3 separate regions of the Homo sapiens genome follow, and all the other regions are linked to region 2. The links are chromatin loops, found by intact Hi-C in ENCODE. Cell type or tissue: heart right ventricle. All regions are shown on one strand. Each heading gives the region's core, and the rest is flanking DNA. Links, peaks and the distances in the headings are about the cores only. Region 1 overlaps ENTPD1 (ectonucleoside triphosphate diphosphohydrolase 1). Region 2 has its middle 14 kb from the start of ENTPD1. Region 3 overlaps ENTPD1 (ectonucleoside triphosphate diphosphohydrolase 1).

Region 1 (7,222 bases), core at 859-5,858, 97 kb after region 2:
CACTTCTACTGTTCCTCTTTCTGGACCAGCACTTCTATCCATGCAACCTAGCTCATGAAGATCGGTTATGATCTTCATGTGATCACTGCACTCCAGCCTGGGTGACAGAGCGAGACTCCGTCTCAAAAAAAAAAAAATTTAAAAATTTAATTTATTTTTAGACTCATGGGGCACATGTGCATATTTGTTTCATGGGTATATTGCATGATGCTGAGGTTTGGGCTTCTAATGATCCTGTCACCCAAGTAGTGAACATAGAACCTGACAGGTAGTTTTTCAACCTTTGACCTCCTCCCCACCTCCCCTCTTTTGGAATCCCTAGTGTTTATTGTTCCCGTCTTTGTGTTCATGTGTACCCAACGTTTAGCTTCCACTTATAAGAATATGCAGTATTTGGTTTTCTGTTCCTGTGTTAATTCGCTTAGGGTAGTGGCCTCCAGCTGCATTCATGTTGCTGCAAAGGACATGATTTCATTCTTTTTTATGGCTGCATAGTATTCCATGGTGCATATGTACCACATTTTCTTTATACAATTCATCATTGATGGACACCTGGGTTGATTCTATGTCTTTGCTATTATGAATAGTGCTGTGATAAATATACAAGTGCAGGTGTCTTTTTGGTGGAATAATTTGTTTTCCTTTGGGTATATACCTAGTAATGGGATTGCTGGGTCAAATGGCAATTCTATTTTTAGTTCTTTGAGAAATCTCTAACCTTCTTTTCACAGGGCTGAATAAATTTGCATTCCCACCAACAGTGTGTAAGCATTCTCTTGTATGCACAATCTTGCCAGCATCTGTTATTTTCTGACTTCTTAATAGCCATTCTGACTGGTATAAGATGGTATCTCATTGTGGTTTTAACATTCATCTCTCTGATGACCAGTGATGATGAGCATTTTTTCAAAAGTGTATTGGCCACTTGTATGTCTTCTCTTGAGAAGTGTCTATTTATGTCTTTGACCCACTTTTTGTGTGTTTACTCTGTCACTGGTTTTTTTTGCTGTGCAGAAGCTCTTTAGTTTAATTAGGTCCCAATTGTCACTTTTTGTTTTAACTGCATTTGCTTTTGAGGACTTAGTCATAAATTCTTTCCTGAGGCCAATGTCTGGAAGGGTATTTCCTAGGTTTCTTTTATGACTTTTATAGTTTGAGGGTCTTACAGTTATGTGTTTATTCTACCTTGAGTTAATTTTTGTATATTGTGAGAGGTAGGGGTGTAGTTTCATACTTCTACATATGGTTAGCCAGTTTTCCAACCACCATTTATTAAATAGGAAGTCCTTTTCCCATTGTTTATTTTTGTCAGCTTTGTCAAAGATCAGTTGGCTGTAAGTGTATGGCTTTATTTCAGGGTCTCTATTCTGTTCCATTGATCTATGTATCTATTTCTGTACCAGTACCATGCTGTTTTAGTTATCATAGCTTTGTGGTTTAAAGTTAGGTTATGTGATGCCTCTGGCTTTATCCTTTTTGCTTAGGATTGCCTTGGCTATTTGGGCTCTTTTTTGGTCTGTATGAATTTTAGAGTAGATTTTTTTCTAATTCTTTGATTTCTTTGGGCAATACGACGCATTCAAAAAAGACTTGGAAGGAAATAAATAAAAATAAAAGTGATATCTAATTAGTAGAATCTTAAACATCTTTTTTTACTTCATTTTATAAGTGATATTTAAGAAACTTTTAGTACTCTTAAAATAGAAAATAATATTGAAATGATCCCGAGGGAGTGTCAGATCTCTTCCTTACCACCTAAATCTTACTGCTTTCTTTAAAGGATATACTCATAGGGACTTTTGGAAATATTTAAATATAAGCTACAGAGAAATGTTGGGTTTCTCCACTGCCAGACTTTGAGGCATTCACTAGCTAATGGACTTTTGAGCCCAGGAGGCAGAGAGAACATGAACATTCTCCAGACTTCTGGGAAGCTTTATTTACTGAAGCCCCTGTAGGCCTCGTACTCTCTGGAACATGCATTGGAAAATGCTGGTGTGGTGGAAAGAGAACAAAACGTTGTGGCTACCTGGGCTCTGATGGATGTTGTAACAAAGAAAGGCAAGCTCCCCAAATGCTCAAATTGAACTTTCAGTCAAGCTTTATCTGTCTCTCAAGCAGCAAACAATGCCAGTTTTTTATTCTGCAAGCCATTTTAGAAGACAAAATGTTTGGCACAGTTGCACAGGTTAGCATGCTAGTGTACTGTGTACACAAGATGAAATGTCTTCAATTTGTGTTAAAATATGCTTTACCCCCTTCTCAAACACTTGTCAAATGAAACGTAGTAAAAGTTTTTGTTTCTCAACTACCTCACTGTGTAAGTAAGGCCTTAGAGAAAACAAGCTGACAGAAGCAAGCCTGGTTCTTTGGCTCTATGGGAAGAATGACTTTCGTATCAACAATGTTAGAATAAAATCTGATCCCAGATAAATGCTGCTTGCTGCTTCTACCTCACCAGTTTCTGTCGTATGCTGCTGTGGTTGGAACATTTTCTGGCAGGAAGAAATCAGGGGCTCTGTTAGGAAACAACAGAATTTTCTGCCATGTGTAATTCCTGAGCCTCTTTCTCCACTCTGGGAGGTTTCTCAAGGGTCCAGTGGCCCCAGACCTTAGTCAGTGTTCCTCTCTGCCCACAATGGCCACCACCTAAGCCATTTCTTGGATTCCTTTCACTGCAAGCCTAGCTGCAGAGGAGTCTGTCCAGCTTGCTTCCTTGCTGTGCCCAAAGCCAGCATACAGGCCCTTTTCTTTCTAAAGGCATAATGCTAATTACTGGAGGGAATCCCCACTGTGTGTAACTAGGAAGAGAACACTGTGGAGGTTATGGCAGGTCAAGGGTCCTTGCAAGGTCTGCACGGTGGTACTCCCTGGTCTAGTGAAATGGAGTAGAGTTTGACACTCAATAGGCTCTACTTTTAGCTTTTCCTAGTGGTCCAGGGAGGTCTCTTAAATCCTATTTCTTGTCTTCTTTTCTCCCTGGAGTCTCTTAGATTCATAGCAGATGATATATATACCCATTGCCACCTACATTTTCAGGTCTTCACTGGGGCCCCTACATTGGTGTCTCCATGAACCAAACAAGGTCATTTCTACTGTTCCTCTTTCCAGACCACTGCTTCTGTTCATGCAACCTAGCTTATATATGTAGGGAGATTCACACACACACACACACACACACACACCACACACCCACACACACCCACACACACAGCTAAATTAAGCATTTTTAAAGTGGCAGACCATACTTTGAGGTCTGCAGCTTAAATAAGCAGCCACGTGACAAGCGTCTCCTTCTTCTCTTCCTTTCGCTTCCCCATTTACTTCCCTCTATGTTTCTTCTCTAAGGAAGATTTAAAAGCACATGTGCCATCATGCTCTTCTCCCAAGTTCATATCAGATGTCATTAATCAATCATGGAATTTTTTAATCCTGAGTAAGCCCAGAGATATAACCAAAGATGACTATCAGTTGATCAAAATGGGCATTGAGCAGTTTACTCCTGGATAGATACCCCCAAAGAAATGAGAGCTTATTTCAACAAAATGAAATGCATATGAATGTTTCTGGCAGCTATATTTCCAGTAGCCCCAAACTGGAAATAACCCGAATGTCCATCAACAGTTGAATGGATAAAAATATAGTATATCCATATAATGAAATACTTTGCAGTGATGGAAAAAGATGAACTACTGATACACACAGTTTGAGTTCATCTTACATAGTGTAAAGTGAAAGAAGTTAGACATAAAGGAGGCATACTATGTGAGTTCATACATTGCAGTTCAAAAACAGGCAGAACTCATACATGGTGGTAGAAGTTAAGACAGTGGTAACTGACTGAGAGGGGCACTGGGAAGCCTTATGAGGGCTAGAATGTGTTCTGTATCTTGATCTGGGTGGTGGTTATATGGATGTGCACATATGCAAAAATTTATTGAGGTGTATGCCTAGTATTTGCACACTTTACTGTAGCTACCCCTCATTTAATGTCCTTAAAAGGGGGCACCAATTTGAAAATTATTGCCCAGCCCTTGCTTCTATGTTTCTGTGTATAGTTTCTGTTTCTAGTTCTTTCTCCTGCTGTCATCTGTCCTTCTTCTCCTCTGCTGACTTTCTTTCCTCCTTTTTTTCTTCTTTTCATCTCCCCCTACTCGTAAAGCTAAAAACATGAAGTTTAAGTACATATATTGTAAAATATATTAAATACAATTTTACAGTTATATTCATAATTTAAAAGTGAGTGTATTTAGTGTTTTTACACCTCTCCTTAAAACAAACTCTGCATTTATTGAACTAAAATTAGATGAACATATTTATTACGTCTTACTGGCATTCAATGGAGTAACTCAGTGGTTCCCAAACTTATCTGCACATTAGAATCATGTGGGACCTTATAAAAATTCCAAAGCCCAGGACACAATACCACATCAATTAGATCACAATACCTGGGTCTAGGACACAAGCATCAGTAGCCATTGAAGCTTTCCAGGTGATTCCCGTATGATTCCAATGTGTAGACAAGTTTGGGGACTATAGATTAATGGCTTTCTATTCCTTCCATAGTGTCTCAGCTACTTCAGCATGTGGTTCTGAATCTTGGCTGCACATTAGAATCACCTAAGAAGCTTCTAAACAATACTGCTTCTTGGGCCCTGTTCTGCATAAGGTCTGAATATTTCTAACATGCAAACAGCATGAAGAGCCCCGTTCTAGCAGGGTTGTTGTCCTGGTAGATCTTGTGATCGGAGTGACTCCAGTGCCATCCCCTCAATGTTCCTCTCAAATACTTTCTCCTCATGTTTTTGAAAATTCCAGTCCTTTCTTTTGCAAGCCTAATATGGAGATGAGTGATGTGATACTGATAAGTTTTTGGTCTGTGTTGCTTTCAGTATGGGATTGTGCTGGATGCGGGTTCTTCTCACACAAGTTTATACATCTATAAGTGGCCAGCAGAAAAGGAGAATGACACAGGCGTGGTGCATCAAGTAGAAGAATGCAGGGTTAAAGGTAAGATGAAGACCAAGGGAAGGGGAGGCCAACAGTGGGGCATGAGAACATGAGAGGTGTATGACCAGTAGAACACAAGAGAAAAAGGAGTCCCACGCATAGGAAGCCAAGTGAAGAAAACAGTGCAGCTGCTGTTGTTATGTTATCGTTACAGAAAACATATTGAAATCAGTCGTTAATGATCAAAACCTAAGAATAAACACACATAAATATAATTAATAGTAGCTCCCATCAACAGAACACTTCTGCATGCTATGTACTTAGTACTGAACATGTGTTACTTCAGTATACCCTCATAATCTCCCTTTGAGGTATGCATTATTATACTAATTTTTTAAAAATGAGGGCACTGAGGTTGAGAGAGGTTATACCACTTGTTTGTTACTCAAGCTAGTAAGTGATGGAGCTGCGGTTCAAACCAAGTTCTGCCCGACTTCAAGTCTGCATCTTAGCCAGTGCTTCTCAAACTTGCATGAGCTTGTTAAAAACACAGATGATGGGTCCCATCCCCTAGAGTTTCTGAGTCAGCAGATCTGGAATGAAGCCTGATAATCTGTATTTCTAAGAAGTTCCTAGGTGATGCTAATCTGTCTGGTTCAGAGATTTATTGCTCTCTTAATCTTTGTACCCTGATCTACAGCTTGGAAGACATTTTTCAAAGCTTTCAGCTTCTGTGTAGGCAGGAAAGACCAAATTATAGGCTCTTAGGGCTGGGAAAAGGAACTTACAGATCGTTTAAATTTTGTTTCACAGAGAAGGAAACAAAAACCTGGAGGATTAGTGCCTTGAAAGTAGCAACAGAATAGAGACAAGAATCTAGGTCTCCTAATTACACTCTAGGTTTCCTGCTACTCTGAGCTGCTGCATTATATATCAATAATTTTTTTCTTTTAAGGTCATAATATGTTAGAGTGGTTGACATTCAGCTTTCAATCCCTTTACCCAGTACCCTACCATGCACCATTATACCACAGTCTCTCTGACTTTTATCTCTCTTAGCCTTTTGAGCTGGGAACCCACTGTTTATTTTTAGTCAGACTGATAGCCTAGATCCTAGAAGATAATTGATTTTCAGTTTGACAGCCTGTGGAATCCACTAATTTTCACAGGTCGTCAAGAAAGTAGTAGAGAGGAGATATTTCCAAGAGAGCAAGTCATTCTACCCAGTAGCCCCATCAATACTGACACTTTGGCCCCATCTGAGACAGTACTTCTGGCCTTTCTTAAAGCCCAAATCCCTCATTTTATTGGCTTTTATTTGACACACTGCCTTCCATTTTTAAAAGTTATTTTAATGGCCAAGCACGGTGGCTCATGCCTGTAATCCCAGCACTTTGGGAGGCTGAGGTGGGCGGATCACAAGGTCAGGAGATGGAGACCATCCTGGCTAACACGGTGAAACCCTGTATCTACTAAAAATACAAAAAAATTAGCTAGGCATGGTGGTGCGTGCCTGTAGTCCCAGCTACTAGGGTGGCTGAGGCAGGAGAATCACTTGAACCCGGGAGGCGGAGGTTGCAGTTAGCCGAGATCGCGCCACTACACTCCAGCCTGGGCGACAGAGCAAGACTCCGTCTCAAAAAAAAAAATCTAGCAGATGTCCTTCTTCTGAGACTTATCCCATGAGCGTTTGGCCTAACAATGAAGGATTCTTCCCTCTCAAAAGAGAGAGTTCTCTAGTTAATCAAATATTTAACACCAAATTTTCTGAATCAAAACAATTAGCTGGTAACTTAGAGCTGATTTTCTCATGGTTATTAGGCTGTTTGAAAACCTGTGAATGATCTGGATAACTTATTTGAATAATTATCCTTAAAGCAATTACTCTGCTATGAAGCACTGATAGTGTAGATATTTATCTTAATGTGAGATGAAAGTGTTGTTATAACTTCAAAAAGCTTAAGGAATCTTGGCTCTAATCCTCCATAGCAACAGTCGGTTTTGCTCTAAAACTGGAAAAACAGTTTTGCTAGGGAGGCAGGATATCGGAGTGGAAAAGTCACTGAAGAGACATAGATTCTGTTCCTCTTTCTTGTAACAGGAAGCAACTCCACCTCAGAAACTTTAAGGTGCTGGCCAGGATCAGATAACTAGTTAGTGGCAGCTTCCATCTTTTTAGTAAAAGCCAATTTGTCTGACGCTTAATTTTTATTCCAAGTGTTATCTTTAGGTCTTTTAGGAACTAGTGTCATTAATTACAGTGTTCTGGAGG
Region 2 (7,222 bases), core at 757-5,756:
CCAGGATGGGGTAATTGTCAGATATTAATGAAGTATGGCAGTAGGCAAACCTAGGGCCAAAACTGAAGTGAGGGAGGCCCCTTGCTTGGCCAGATCAGGAGTCACTGTCCAAAGGCTTAGGTCCCATCATTTTCCTGCACCAAAGCTGGATATAGTGGGCAGTCAGCAGGGAGCCAAGGAGTTGTGTGTGGTCAGGGTCAAGAAAGGCAAAATTCGTCAGAGAAATGCATACCCTGTTGGTGAGATGGAGAAGACCTATTCCTTCTCACCTCAAACCAAGACTCACCATAAATAGGCTATGCATACTCATGATGATCTGACTATTTTGAGTAGCTTGCCAGAAGGGTAAGATGAGAAAAGAGATCTAATTTACACTTTTTAAAATGACAATTAGAGGGAGATCACAACAGCCAAAGAAGATTACCTATTTATTAAGCACATAGGCACACTCTGGTTTAGGTGCTGTGGGATGTTGAAGGATTTAGATGAGGAGGAGAGAAAAAGAATTTGCACTCAGACTCGAGAATTTGAAGTCACACTTTGGATTGTATACACAGGTATACTTCAGAGATATTGCAAGTTCAGTTCCAGACCACCACAATAAAGCAAGTTACACAAATTTTTTGGTTTCCCAGGGCATATAAAAATTATGTTTACATTATATTATACATTATATTATAGTCTATAAAGTGTGCAATAGCATTATTTGCAAAAGTACAATGTATATACCTTGATTAAAAATACTTTATTGTTAAAAATGCTAATGATCATCTAAACCTTCTGTGAGTTGTAATCTTTTTGCTGTTGGAGGATTTTACCTCTATGTTAATAGCTGCTGACTGATCAGCGTGGTGGTTGCCGAAGGTTGGGGTGGCTGTGGCAATTTCTTAAAAGAAGACAACAGTGAAGTTTGCCACATCAATTGACTCTTCCTTTTATGACAATTTCTCTGTAGCATGTGATGCTGTTTGATAGCATTTTACCCACAGTAGGACTTTCAAAATTGGTGTCAGTCCTCTCAAGCCCTGCTGCTGCTTTATCAAGTAAGTTTATGTAACATTTTAAATCCTTTGCTGTCATTTCAACGATGTTCACTGCATCTTCCCCAGGAATAGATTCCATCTCAAGAAACCAGTTTCTTTGCTTATCCATAAGAAGCAAGTCCTCATCTGCTCCATTTGTATCATGAGATGTAGCAACTCAGTCACATATTTAGACTCCACTTCTAATTCTAGTTTTCTTGCTATTTCCACCACATCTGCAGTTACTTCCTTCACTGAAGTCTTGAACCCCTCCAAGTCATCTATAAGGGCTGGAATTGACTTCTTCCAAATTCCTGTTAATGTTGATATTTTCACCTCTTCCCATGAATCACGAATGTTCTTAATGGTATCTAGAATGGTGAATCCTTTCCAGAAAATTTTTGATTTACTTTGCCCACATCCAACAGAGGAACTATCTATGATGGCTACAGACTTATGAAATGTATTTCTTAAGTAATAAGACTTGAAATTACTTCTTGATCCATGGGCTGCAGAATAAATGTTGTGTTAGCATGCATAAAAATAACATTCATCTTCTTGTACATTTCCATCAGAGCTCCTGGGTGATCAAGTGCATTGTCAATGAACAGTAATATTTTGAAAGGAATATTTTTTCTGAGCAGCAGCCATCAACAGTTAGCTTAAAATATTCAGTAAACCATGCTGTAAACAGATTTACAGTCATCCAGGCTTTTTTATTCCAGTTACAGAGCACAGGCAGAGTAGCTTTAACATAATCCTTTTTGTTTTTGAGATGGAGTCTCTGTCACCCAGGCTAGAGTGCAGTGGCATGATCTTGGCTCAGTGCTACCTCCACCTTTTGGGTTCAAGTGATTCTCGTGCCTCGGCCTCCCGAATAGCTGGGACTACAGACACGTGCCACCAAGCCCTCCTAATTCTTCTGCATTTTTAGAGATGGGGTTTTACCATGTTGGCCAGGCTGGGCTCGAACTCCTAACCTCAGGTGATCTGCTTGCCTTGGCTTCCCAAAGTCCTGGGATTACAGGCGTGAGCCACTGCACCCGGCCCATTTAACGTAATTCTTAAAGGCCCTAGGATTTTCAGAATGGTCAATTAACAATGGCTTTAACTTAAAGTCACCAGCTTCATTAGGCCCTAACAAGAGAGTCATCCTCTCCTTTGAAGATTTGAAGCCAGGTATTGACTTCTCCTCTCTAGCTATGAAAAACTCTACTGGCCCCCAGAGGATGAAGGGCCTAATGTGGCATCCAAGATGGCATCTTCTTCCAAAAGAAGGCTATTTCATCTACATTGAAAATCTGTTGTTTCGTGTAGCCACTTTCATCAATGATCTTAGCATGATCTTCTGGATACCTCACTGCAGCTTCTCCATCAGCACTTGCTGCTTCACCTTGCGCTTTTACATTACGGAGGTGGCTTACTTTCTTAAACCTCATGAACCAACCTCTGCTGGCTTCTGACTTTTCTTCTGCAGCTTTCTTACCTTTCTCAGCCTTCATAGAACTGAAGAGAGTTAAGGTCTTGCTCTGGATTAGGTTTTGGCTCAAAGGAATGTTGTGGCTGGTTTGATCTTCTATCCAGACCTTTCAGACATTTTCCATATTAGTAATAAGGCTGTTTCTCTTTCTTATCATTTGTGTGTTCACTGGAGCACTGTGTTTACTTTTTTTAAAGAAATTTTCTTTGCGTTCATAACTTGGCTGTTTTCTGCAAGCAGCTTAGCTTTTAGCCTGTCTCAGCTTTCGACATGCCTTCCTTGCTAAGCTTAATCATTTCTAACTTTTGATTTCCAGTGAGAGATGTGTGACTTTTCCTTTTACTTGAACACTTACAGGCCATTGTAAGGTTATTAATTGGCCTAATTTCAATATATTGTGTCTCAAGGAATAGGGAAGCCCAAGGAGAGGAGGAGATAGTGGGACAGACAGTGAGTGGAACAATCAGACCACAAACAGCAGTTATCAATTAAGTTCATCATCTTATATGGGCATGGTTCATGGTGCCCCAAAACAGTTACAATTTTAATATCAAACATCACTGATCCCAGATCATCATAAGAAGTATAATAATAATGAAAAATTTTAAATATTGCAAGGATTACCAAGATGTGATACAGAGACATGAAGTGAGCACATGGTACTGCAATAATGGCACTGATAGACTTGTTCAATGCAGGGTCGCTACAAACCTTCAATTTGTAAAAATCGCAACGTCTGTGAAACACAATAAAGCCAAGCACAAGCAAGTGGAGTATGCCTGTAAGAAACATAAAATATGAAAAATCAGCAGTGTGAGGCATTAAGCAGTTCCCAGGTTGCTTGGCACTTATGAAAGTCTCTTAGAATTTGGAGGAGAGAGGGTTAGCTGGAAGACTTGAAAGATTCAAGGTTTGAGCCAGACCCTGAAGGATGAGCTGAGACAATCATCTTAGGTTAAGTAATGATCTCAAAAGTATAAAAATTGCTATTACTATTATCTTTTTCTGTTTTCCTATTTCTTCAGACTTTGCTGCCCCCAGAGGATGAAGGGCCTAATGTAAAGGAGAACAGGAGGCCTGATTTTGGCATTACCTCAAAGATTTGTCACCCCTGGCTGATCTCTGCAAAGGCGGAGGCGTTAACAGCAACATAGGAGCTTCCTGCTGTAGACTGTTCTGGTATTGTGGGATATTATTGTCCTCAAAAGCTGGGTGTGTGGGCCATGCTGATAAGGTCATCGGCATTAGTCTAAGGGCCATGTGTTCTTCAAAACTTTCCACTGACTCTTAGGCCCAGCAAGGTCCAGAAGTAGAAGACAGAGATTTATGCTGTTTGGAGTCTTGATTGCTTGGCAAGTATTAATACAATTCTGGGGCACTTAACGGTTGGTTAGTGTAGTAAATTTTGCTTAACACTAGCTTTTCTGCATCTCAGAGCTACTTTAAGTTGTCTGGCAATGTTCCCAAATAAGGGTAACCCCGTCTGGAGAAGCCTAGGCCTTTTCCTTCCTTTTGTTATTTTTTTTTTCAAGTGCTGCAACCAGCAGTCGCTACTCCTTCCTGTCCTCCCCCTAGAGTTGCTGACTGCTCTCCAGTGACATGTATTTGGAAACTTTTTAAGATACTAGAAAATCAACTTAGAAACTTTCTTTTTCTTTTTCTTCTTCTTCTTCTTTTTCTTTTTTCTTTTTTTTTTTTTAGACCAATGGGAATATTGTGTGTTGTGGATGGAAAGATTTGAATACTACTATGTTTTCACATTGAGTTCAATGTAACAAGGCCATTTCCGTGTCTTGGCACACAGCCTGAGTTAACTTTGCTTTGCTGGATGTGGATACAATGAATTCTGTTTGAACAAGAAATCATGTGTAACAAATGCTTTTGCAAAATCATGTCGTCATTAAAGCAGTTACTTTAATAAAGATGGGCTTCACAAGGGGTTTCCGGTACAACAGCTGCAGTTAAATATCTATACACTGTTAACATATTTTTTAAAATAAGCTTTTAATTATAGAATAGTTTTCAATTTACAGAAAAGTTATGAAGATAGTACAGAAAGTTACCAGGTACTCTCTACCCAGTTCCCTGATTATTAACATCTTACATTAGTGTGGTACATTTGATACAATAAATGAACCAATATTGATACCTTAATATCAACTAAAGTCCATACTTTATTCAGATTTCTTTAGTTTTTACCCAATGTTCTTTTCTGTTCCAAGATTCCAAATTACATTTAATCTTCATGACTCCTTAGGCTCCTCTTGGCTGTGAGAATTTCTCAGACTTTTTATTTTTGATGACCGTAGCAGTTTTGAGAAATACTGGTCAGAAATTTTTGTATAATGTCCTTCAATTGGGATTTGTCTGATATCTTTCTCATGATTAGGCTCGAGTTATGCACTTTTTGGAGGAAGACCACAGAGTGCCATTTTCATCACATCATACCAAGGATATGTGTTATCAACATGATTTATCACTGTTGATGTTAATCTAGATGGCCTTGCTGAGGTAGTGTTTGTCAGGTTTTTCCACTGTAAAGTCACTCTTTCTTACTCTTTTTCTCTGCTGCACTCTTTGGAAAGAAGTCACTATGCAGGCCATACTTAAGGAGTGAGGAGTTATGCTTTACCTCCTAGAGAGTGGAGTATTTATGTAACTCATTTGAAATTCTTCTGTATGGATTTGTCTATTCTCTCCCATTTGTTTATTTAATAATTCATTTGTTAAATATTCTATTTCATAAATACACTAATAGTCTATTTCAGTATAGACTCGTGGATATTTATTTTATACTTTGGATTATCTTTGAATATGGTTCTATTTTATTGTTCAAATTATTCTAATTTTGGCTATTGGAAGCTCTATTGGCTCCTGTGTCACTTTGACACACCCCATCATTGTAAGCTTTTTTTTTCTTAATTACTTTCTGGCCCCATAAGATACTCCAGGATTGTCTTGTAATATTTCCTGTCCCCAGCCTAGAGTCACCTATTTATCAGGGGAATTCTGGTTCCTTTTACTGGAGAACGGTTATAGAAACAAAAATCTGGGGGTTAGATGTGCTTATTGCTACTGCAGTATCATTGCTTATAGGCCCACTCTGCTGACAGAGCAAGAAAATATAGATGTATTTTAAACCATATATATATATATATATATATATATATATATATATATGCACAACTATAAATAGTTCTACATTTATTCATATGTATCCCTATTAAGCTAAACCTGAGTTCATACTGATGTCTCTAACGTTAATCCATTACCACATGGATCATTCTAGCCATTTCCCCTTACTTGTCTATAACCTTCCACTCTAACAGTGAGAAGCCTGACTCCTATTGTCTGTCATCCATTTACATAATTTCTGATTCCAGTATACATGTATAGTGGTTTCAGAATTATGAATCTTGGGAGACAGAGTAATGTACTTTTACACAGTTCCTTTTGCCTTTGGTCCTGTAGACTTTACTCACATCTAAAGTGACTTGGGGCCGAGAGTGGGGACTCATGCCTGTAATCCTAGCACTTTGGGAGGCCAAGGCAGGTGGATTGCTTGAGGCCAGGAGTTCAAGACCAGCCTGACCAACATGGTGAAACCCCATCTCAACTAAAAATACAAAAATTAGCCAGGCTTGGTGGTGTGCTACTTGGGAGGCTGAGGCACAAGAGTTGCTTGAACCAGGGAGGCAGAGGTTGCAGTGAGCCAAGATCATGCTACTGAACTCCAGCCTCTGTGGCAGAGTAAGACTCTGTCTCAAAAAAAAAAAAAAAGTGACTAGGTCAGCACCCTTTTCCTCTACCTCCCTCTGTGAGGTTTTTTCACACATTTGTAATACAGTTCCATTATTTTGTCAGAATTTAAATTTCATTCTGGGCTCCCTTGACTTCCTGAATAATTTTTGAAAACTTTGTATGGGTTAAGGTTCATTCTTTGTGATTTAAATTTCTGTAGATTTTGACAAATGCATATTGTCATGTATCCACCATTACAGTATCATACTGAAAAATTTTATCAATCTGAAAATATCCCCTCTGCTTTACTTATTCGACCTTTCCCTACCCTGATGAATCTTTGGTAATCACTCATTTATTTATTGTCTCTCTTTAAAGTAAGCAGTTTTTTAAAAAATTTAAATTTTTAAAAATATTTTTAAGTTTTGGAGCTCTAATAAGTTGATTGGTCTTTCATAGATAATGAGTACTTTGTTTGAAAATGAGTATCTTTGACCTTAAAGAAATTATAGCTTTTATCAGTTATACTTGCAATTCACAGATTTGGATTTGTGTTTTGAAGCAGCAATAACATCTTACTTTTTTTAAATGTTTTTTTATTTTTAGAAATAAGGTCTTGCTCTCTTTCTCAGGTTGGAGTGCAGTGGCACAATCATAGCTCACTGCAGCCTTGAACTCCTGGGCTCAAGTGATCCTCTTGCCTCAGCCTCCTAAGTAGATGGGATATAGACATGAGCCACCATGCCCAGCTAATTTTTTAATTTTCATTTTTTAAAGACGAGATCCATTATGTTGTCCAGGCTGGTCTCCTGGCCTCAAGCAATCCTCCTGAATTGGCCTCCCAAAGTGCTGGGATTACAGGTTTGAGCCACTGCACCTGGCCAATCTTACCATTTTTGATGAAGTGACAGTCACTTATTATCTCTGCAGACCTTTGAGACATTTAGACAAATTGAGGCACTTGATGTGGGAGTAGGAT
Region 3 (7,222 bases), core at 606-5,605, 72 kb after region 2:
CCTCACTAAATGGGTACAGAAAATATGCTTAGAAAAAAACGCAGAGGACCCTGATATTGTCATTCTGAAATATCAGTAGTATCTGTCACATTTTGACAGGAACTAGATACTAATCAATTTATAAGATTGAGTTTTCATGTTTCTAAAGTGCAGATACTCTGTGTTGATGGTTAAAGAGAAAGCCAGCTGGTTAGGTGTCAGATGATCTCTGACAGTGTTACCATAGACATTTAATTGCATGACCATATCTTATCCAGATGGCATTTCTCGCTTACACAGATACATAACCCCAGAGGGGCAGAGGGAGAGATGTCAAATTTCCCTCAAAATAGAACTTTGAGTCCACCCAAAGTCTACCAAGTGAGACTTTACAATTCTGCCCAAAGAGTACAGAAATTACATTGATCTGGCAAGAAAGAATGAATGGGAACCCAAAGGTAGCTGCTTGAGTTAATCAGGTTGGTGAGTGGCTGACAGGGTGCTAGAGTGGGCAAAGTCAACATTAAACCACCAGCGCACAACTTCCTATGTACCCAATGTTCACCTTCCCAGCTCCTATCATCTTTGCCACTTTACTCTGAACTGGAAACCCTCTGTACATTTTTTCCTCTTTAACTCAAAGCCTTTAGAACTCTCGAGCTCAAGCAGTCCCCTCCTGCCTCAGCCTCCTGAGTAGCTGGGACCACAAGCACACGCCACCATACCTGGATAATTTTTAAATTTTTTGTAGAGATAGGGTCTCTCCCTATGTTGCCCAGATTAGTCTCGAACTCCTGGGCTCAAGTGATTATTCTGCCTCGGCCTCCCAAAGCACTGGGGTTATGACCCACCACGCCTGGCCCCACATCTTGTTTTTCACATAATGAAATGTTTTGAAGACAGTTTGTGTCAACATTCATAGATCTAGCTCAGTCTTTTTCATGTCTGCATAGAATTATGTATTATGAATGTGGTAGAATTTATATATCCAGACATCAGTTGATGGACTTTTAGTCATTTTTAGTCTTTTGCCATTACAAACAATGCTGCACTGAATGTCGCTGTCTATGCACCATTTTTTCACATATTCATAAGTATATCAGCAGGTTAAATTTCTAGAATTAGAATTCTTCAGTCAAAGGATATATGTGCTTTACCCTTTGATAGATGTTACTCAATTGCCTCCCCATCAAAGAGGTTCTACAAATTTTTACTCCTACAAACATACAAGAAGTATCTGTTTTCCCACATCTTTGTCAACATATATAATTTCTTTACTGAATTTACAGTAAAATTCACTTTTTAAGGTGTAAAGTTCTATGAATTTTGACAAACATATAAAGTCATTTAACCACCATCACAATCAAAATCTAGAATATTTCTATTATTTCCAAAAGCTCCTTTGTGGCCCTTTGTAGTCAATCCTCTGTGCCCATCCTGAGCCTTTGCCTACTGATCTAATTTCTGTTCTTAGTTTTGCCTTTTCCAAAATATCATATCAATGAAAGCACAAAGTAAATAGCCTGTTTGAGTCTGGTTTCTTTTACTTAGCATAATGCTTTTGAGATTCATACATATTGTTACATTTATCAGTAGTTTATTCCTTTTCCTTATTGCTGAGTAGAATTTCATTGTATGATTGTTCCCAATTTGTATACATTTGCCAGTTGCTAGCATTTGGATTGTTTTGAGGTTTTGGCAATTATGAATAAAGCAGTTGGAAATATCTAGGTACATGTCTTTGTGTGGACATAGGTCTTTGCTTTTCTCAGGTAAATACCTCAGTGTGGGATTGCTCAATTTTATGGTGAGTTTTTATTTAACTTTATAAGAAACTGCCAAACACTTTCTCAAAGTGGCTTTGTTATTTCCCATCCCTAGCAGCAAGGCACAAGTGTTTCAGTTGCTCTGCATTCTTACCAACATTTCATATTGTCAATATTTAAAAAATTTTGGCCATTCTAATAAGTGTATAGTGAATATTATGTATTTATCAAACTTTAAAAATGTTGCTATTCTGAAAATTATTTTTTTCATTTACATTTCTTTAATTAAGGGTAGTTAGAATACATTTAATATGTTGATAACACATATTTCTTTTTCTTTGAATTGCCTATTCATCTTCTTTGCCATTTTTCTATTAGGTGAGCTGATCATTTTCTTAATGATTTTAAAATGACGCTTATATATTAGTGAATCCAACTATTTCATAATTGTTGCAAACTTTTGTCATTTTTTACTTTGATTTGTTAACTTACAGAAATACAATTTACAAATTTTGAAGAGAAGAGGAGACTTTATTTCTTATAAAAGGTTACAGCCTGCAGGATGGCCATTTTGACAGGTTGGGAAGTATAGCCTCCAGTCAGAAGCCAGAAACATATCTGGAGGGAGGGGCAAAGGGAACAGGAATTTACACAGAGCTGGTGGCCAAATATACATATTCAATAAGCTATAGAAGGAGTCATGAATATTTATGAAGGGAGAACCATCTGCATGTGTAATTGAGCCTTCTGCTTCTCCATGTTCAAAAAATGGTGGTGACCTTAGGTGGAGTTTTTGGCCCTCTGACATCAAAACATGAAGCAGAGGATGTGAAAACACTAGCTGCCTATTCTTCATAGACTGGCCAGAACCACCCCATAGTTAGTGGTCTCTTATCAGGCAGAAAAGATGGGGCAGCATCAGGGAGTCGGTTGATATCAGTGGTGGAGCCTTTTGAAAGGGCTGGTTTCTGTTAGGCCCTTGAGAAGGAAAGCCTACTCCTGGTTAGCAAGGGAGAGGGTCTGAGCCCCTCCCACCCTCCATTCCATCTTGGCCGAGAACGCAGTTTTCAAGGTTTCTCTGGGGTCCCCTTGGCCAAAAGATGGTCTGGTCAGTTGGGGGGCTTAGAATTTTATTTTGTATAGCTTATAGCACATTTTTCTATAGTAATATTTGTATGTAACCTCTAAATTTTGTACCTCATTGGTGCAAAAATAAGGCGGTATAAATGAGAGAGTTTATAAAGGCAAGGTATACAAGACAAGACTATAAGGCTAGGCACCCTGGTTGAGTCAGTTCACCCTGCTTCCACTATTATCCAGCACTAGAGATGCATGGCCAATACAGATTTTCTTGCTTATTCTCACCATCTGCAAATAACCAAGGCTTGTTGACAAATGCAGCTGCTTTGAGAAAGGGTAGAGTCCCCAGGGCACAATTTTTCAATTTCAGATGTGGAAGAAGACTCGTTTAGTGGAAGCAATGCGCTTATTGCTGAGGCCATCAATATACCAGATTGTTACGCCTTTTGGCTGGGACACAGGGAATTCCTGTCTGCAGAGTCAGTGACATCACTTTGCCGGAAACAGCCTTCCTCCCTGCCAACCCTACACTTAAACATGGGATTCCACACTGACCACAAAGGCCTATTATTCTCAATGCAATCTATGGGCAAAAGAATTTGAGGGAGGCTAGAAGGGGTGGGGGCAAGAGAGAATGGATGGTTTGGTTGGAGGAAGTGAGAAGAATCAGGGAAGAGGACTCTTTTGCTTCCTCATTTCCCATACATAGAGCCTCTGTCACCATTTGATTTTTGCGATCATTAACATTTTTAGAGTCAGGTATAACCAAGTGCAAACCAGTTATGTTAGTTACATGCTGCTAATCTGAGAAGAGTGTGTTGCCCAAGAACTGTGGGTGGGGAGCCTCAGGTTGGCTGAATCTGATTTGCAGGAAGAGCTTGTTCTGCACCCCCACCCACATCTACACTATCTGGATGTCACCAAATAGGCTCTCCCCACCCAAAGCTGAGTCTCAAGGGGTCCACTCAGTATCAGCCAGGCTACGTTGTTAAGATAAATGCAATTGTTTTCTAACTAAGAAGCTGTGAACCGAGAATAATTGGCTAATTAAAAGTTCAAAGAGTGGAAATAAAATAGCATTAAAAAGAGCCAGTAACTTCCTCTGACGTCTGTGGTTCAAGAGATCAGTGGAACAGGACATGGGTTATTTACTCAATTACCTTGTCTTTCTACCTTTCTTTTCATTCTCACCCCCACCCCTTCCCTTCCTTCTTATTTCCTGGCTCTATTTTCTTACCTGTGTCTCCCAACCCAATGTCCATCTCATTTTTCCTCCTTCTTTTTTGCCTTTTGCCCTTTAACTAACTGGTTATCATTGAGATCTTTAGGATCAAAGTTTGTCTTTAGCAGTTGTGTTTCTATTGATGTTTGTGCTGACTTCTTTAAGTAAAATATAGGCAGGAAAAAACCCGCTAAATTAAACTGCTTTATCCTTGAATGTGACTCTGGATTGGTTAATTGGAGAAATATGGGGTTGGGGTAGAATAAGACCTTTCCATTTAGATAGAATTTTGGACTAGTGCTTTTGCATTGGGTCAGCTGAGAAAGAATAAAACTGAAAAATTTCTACGCATCTCTAATGCAGGACAATGATTTAAGGCATTGAAGTGGAACTGAGACACTTGGATCAAATCCCTGTTCTGCCACGTGCAAGGTGCATGACTTGGGCAAGTCCCTTAAGCTTCCTGAGAAACACAGTCTCAGCCTTTTGTCACTTAACTGTAAGCTTCTGACTGTCAGGGATGAGATTCATGATTTCAAAAGGTAGGACATTGGTATCCTCAGTGAGAACAGTCCAGACAACCCTTCCAGCCAAATCCTCAATGTTGGTCACTTTTTATTTCTGGATAATGAGATTGGCTACCACATAACAGTACTGGTAGCACAGCCCAGACACTGTATGAGCCTCAGTCATGTATTGTAGGGTAGGGTGCTGGTTAAAAGCCTGGACCTTGAAGCCAGAATGCCCGTGTTTAATTCCTGGCCCTGTTACCGGTGGCAGCTATCTGAGTTACTGGCAGTGTATCCATACGGGTCTGCAGTAACCTCAATTCTTGCCTCATCAGAAGAAAGAATGTGAGGGATATAAAGTAGAAAAAGAGACTGAGTCAAGTTTCAGAGCAGGACTGGAAGTTTATTGAAAAGGCTTTAGAACAGGAAAGAAAGGAGAGAACCCTTGGAAGAGATCCAAGTGGGCAACTTGGAGAACAAACAACGTGTTTAGCTGTGATCCTAGGACTTTATAGGCGGCCATCTTGAGCCCTTTTCCCGTGATTCTTCCCTTAGGGTGGGCTGCCTGCACGCACAGTGCCCTCCTTACCTCCTTGAGCACACAGTGTGTTTAGGAAGTTGTGTGCATGCTCATCTGAGGCTTTCTTTCCTTTTCCGGTGGAGTGCTCCCGGCAAGTCATCTTCCACCTTTTGTCTCTTAATGTGCATGCCCAGGAAGTTGCTTCTCCCTGGTGCTTGAATTCAATTAACACTTTAATGTTACAGCTGTGGATCAGCAGATTTTCTCTCCCTGGCTCCAGCTGCCAAATTATCATTTTTAGAGAGGCAATGTGATAACTGTCAAACCATCACCTGATATTTCTAGTTGGTGGGGGAGAAGAGCCCTTTCCTGCCATGTCTGTCTAACTACATGTAACAGCGCAACATTTACATCAGTGTAACTTTGGGAAGTTACTTAATCTCTCTGTGACTCAGTTTCCTCATCTGTAAACTAACAATAATGATAATTATAATAGTGACTGTGAGTGTGACTTTATTTGGAAATATAGTAGGGTGTTCAGAGATGTAATTAAGCTAAGGATCTTGAGATGAAATCATCTTGAATTTAGGGTGGGCCCTAAATCTGATGACTGGTGTCCTTATGAGAGAAAGGAGAAGGAAACGTGACACAAAGAGCAACAGGGGGAAAGGCCATGTGAAGACAGAGGTGGAGATTGGAGTGATGCAGCCACAAGCCAAGGAATGCTAAGAAGCTGAAAAAGACAAGAAAGACATCTCCTCCAGAACCTTCAAAGGGAGCATGCCCCTGCTGATACCTTAACTTTTGGACTTCTGGCCTCCAGATTTATGAAAGAATACATTTCTGTTTGAAGCCAGCAAGTTCATGGTAACTTGTTGTGGCAGCCCTAAAAAACTAATACAGATTTTATAGAGAAGATGATAGTATTACGTGCACCTTATAGGATTGTAGTGAAGGCTAAATTGATGGCTGCATTTAAAGTGCTAAGAGTAGAATCTGGAATATAGTAAGAACTCTTTAGTATAGGCTATTACGTGTTGTTAGCTCATTGAACCTTACATAGCAACCCTATGAAGCAGATACTATTGTGACTCCCATTCTGCCCATGAGGAAATGGAGGCTTACAGAGACTAAGCAAAGGTAAGCTTATCTGAACTCTGCTCTAGCTTGAACCATCCCCCAGAAGTCTGTGGAGTTTGACTAACTGCTGATGGATCCTGATGATTGTTGGCTCGGTGACCCTTCCTGATGATGGTCTCTCAGAAAAGACTCTCCAGTGCTGAGCCATCAAGAAGTCTAGAAGGCATTGAGAAGGCTGTCACATGTGATTATGTTTACTCCTCCTGGATGCGTCTGCCCAGACCTGGTTTTGGCACAAGCTCTGCTCTGATGGAGCCAGGCTCTGTCCACACTTGGCTGTGTGGCCTGACCTCATTTGAGTAGCCTCAGCACATCATTACCACAAGAGGCAGGGATGTGCCACCCTAAAAGGCCACACCCTCTCTCTCCAGTGACTTCAACAGCCCCCAATGGTTCCTTGTTCACCCCTAAGTTGCTAAGCATAGATTATATGAATGACTTTAGAAGTAAGTCACATCACTCAGAATAAGGCAAAGCCCTCACTAGTGCCCTCAAGGCCTTATGAGCAGGGGACCCCATTGATCCTCTGACCAGTTCCTACTACTCTCCCCTCAGGGCCTTTCTGTGTACAGTTCCAGATGCTGTAAAGCTCTTGCCTCAGAGGTATGCAGGCTTTCTCCCTGTGATAGAAATCACCTTCTCAGGCCAGTCCTAATCACTGCATCCTTCCTTTTTACCTTCCTTGCTTTTTCTTCCTCCTCAGCACTTAAAATTATGTAATACACTGTAAATTTTGTTTATCTTGCTTATTGTATTTTTCTCCCAACTAGAATATAAGCACCATGAGGATAGGGACATTTCTCACTTTGGGTTATTGCTGTAGCTCAGAGCCTAGGGCAGGTCTAGTTCATAGTAATAATGTGTTCAATAAGTAATTATTGAGTGACCAACTGAAAAAATGAATGAGGCATAGTCCCCTCTCCAACAACTATAGAACTCCCAAACTGAAATGGTTCAAGCTATATCTAGAGGTAGCACATGAAGAGAGGACTACTGACATAACTGA

What was found. A loop is a pair of places that touch in the nucleus more often than their neighbours do. Peaks named below come from ENCODE experiments on the same cell type or tissue, not always from the same donor. Only the 100,000 strongest peaks of a DNase experiment are listed, where the experiment ranks them.
Region 1: a loop joins it to region 2, with 2.6 times the contacts of the local background. A loop is called at or near these places in 24 of 110 quality-filtered maps.
Region 3: a loop joins it to region 2, with 2.6 times the contacts of the local background. A loop is called at or near these places in 7 of 110 quality-filtered maps.

What each region holds. Positions count from the first base shown.
Region 1 is chr10:95,834,799-95,842,020 of GRCh38, forward strand. It overlaps ENTPD1 (ectonucleoside triphosphate diphosphohydrolase 1), which reads left to right. Exons shown (of 10, transcript NM_001776.6): 3 at 4,893-5,010. The region is part of intron 4 of ENTPD1-AS1 (ENTPD1 antisense RNA 1); the gene reads right to left. Among named protein-coding and RNA genes, the nearest start is that of CC2D2B, 70 kb to the right of the region's middle. RefSeq lists an enhancer at 7,111-7,222. In heart right ventricle, for the core only: no CTCF peak of the experiment used is centred there; a DNase peak (open chromatin) is centred at 3,193; H3K27ac peaks cover 870 bases.
Region 2 is chr10:95,738,354-95,745,575 of GRCh38, forward strand. It overlaps a transcript of ENTPD1 not described here. Among named protein-coding and RNA genes, the nearest start is that of ENTPD1, 14 kb to the right of the region's middle. RefSeq lists enhancers at 3,705-3,794, 3,805-3,864. In heart right ventricle, for the core only: a CTCF peak has its summit at 3,565; DNase peaks (open chromatin) are centred at 3,658 and 4,305; H3K27ac peaks cover 3,315 bases.
Region 3 is chr10:95,810,843-95,818,064 of GRCh38, forward strand. All of the region lies in intron 1 of ENTPD1 (ectonucleoside triphosphate diphosphohydrolase 1), which reads left to right. The region is part of intron 4 of ENTPD1-AS1 (ENTPD1 antisense RNA 1); the gene reads right to left. Among named protein-coding and RNA genes, the nearest start is that of ENTPD1, 58 kb to the left of the region's middle. In heart right ventricle, for the core only: no CTCF peak of the experiment used is centred there; a DNase peak (open chromatin) is centred at 3,291; H3K27ac peaks cover 3,242 bases.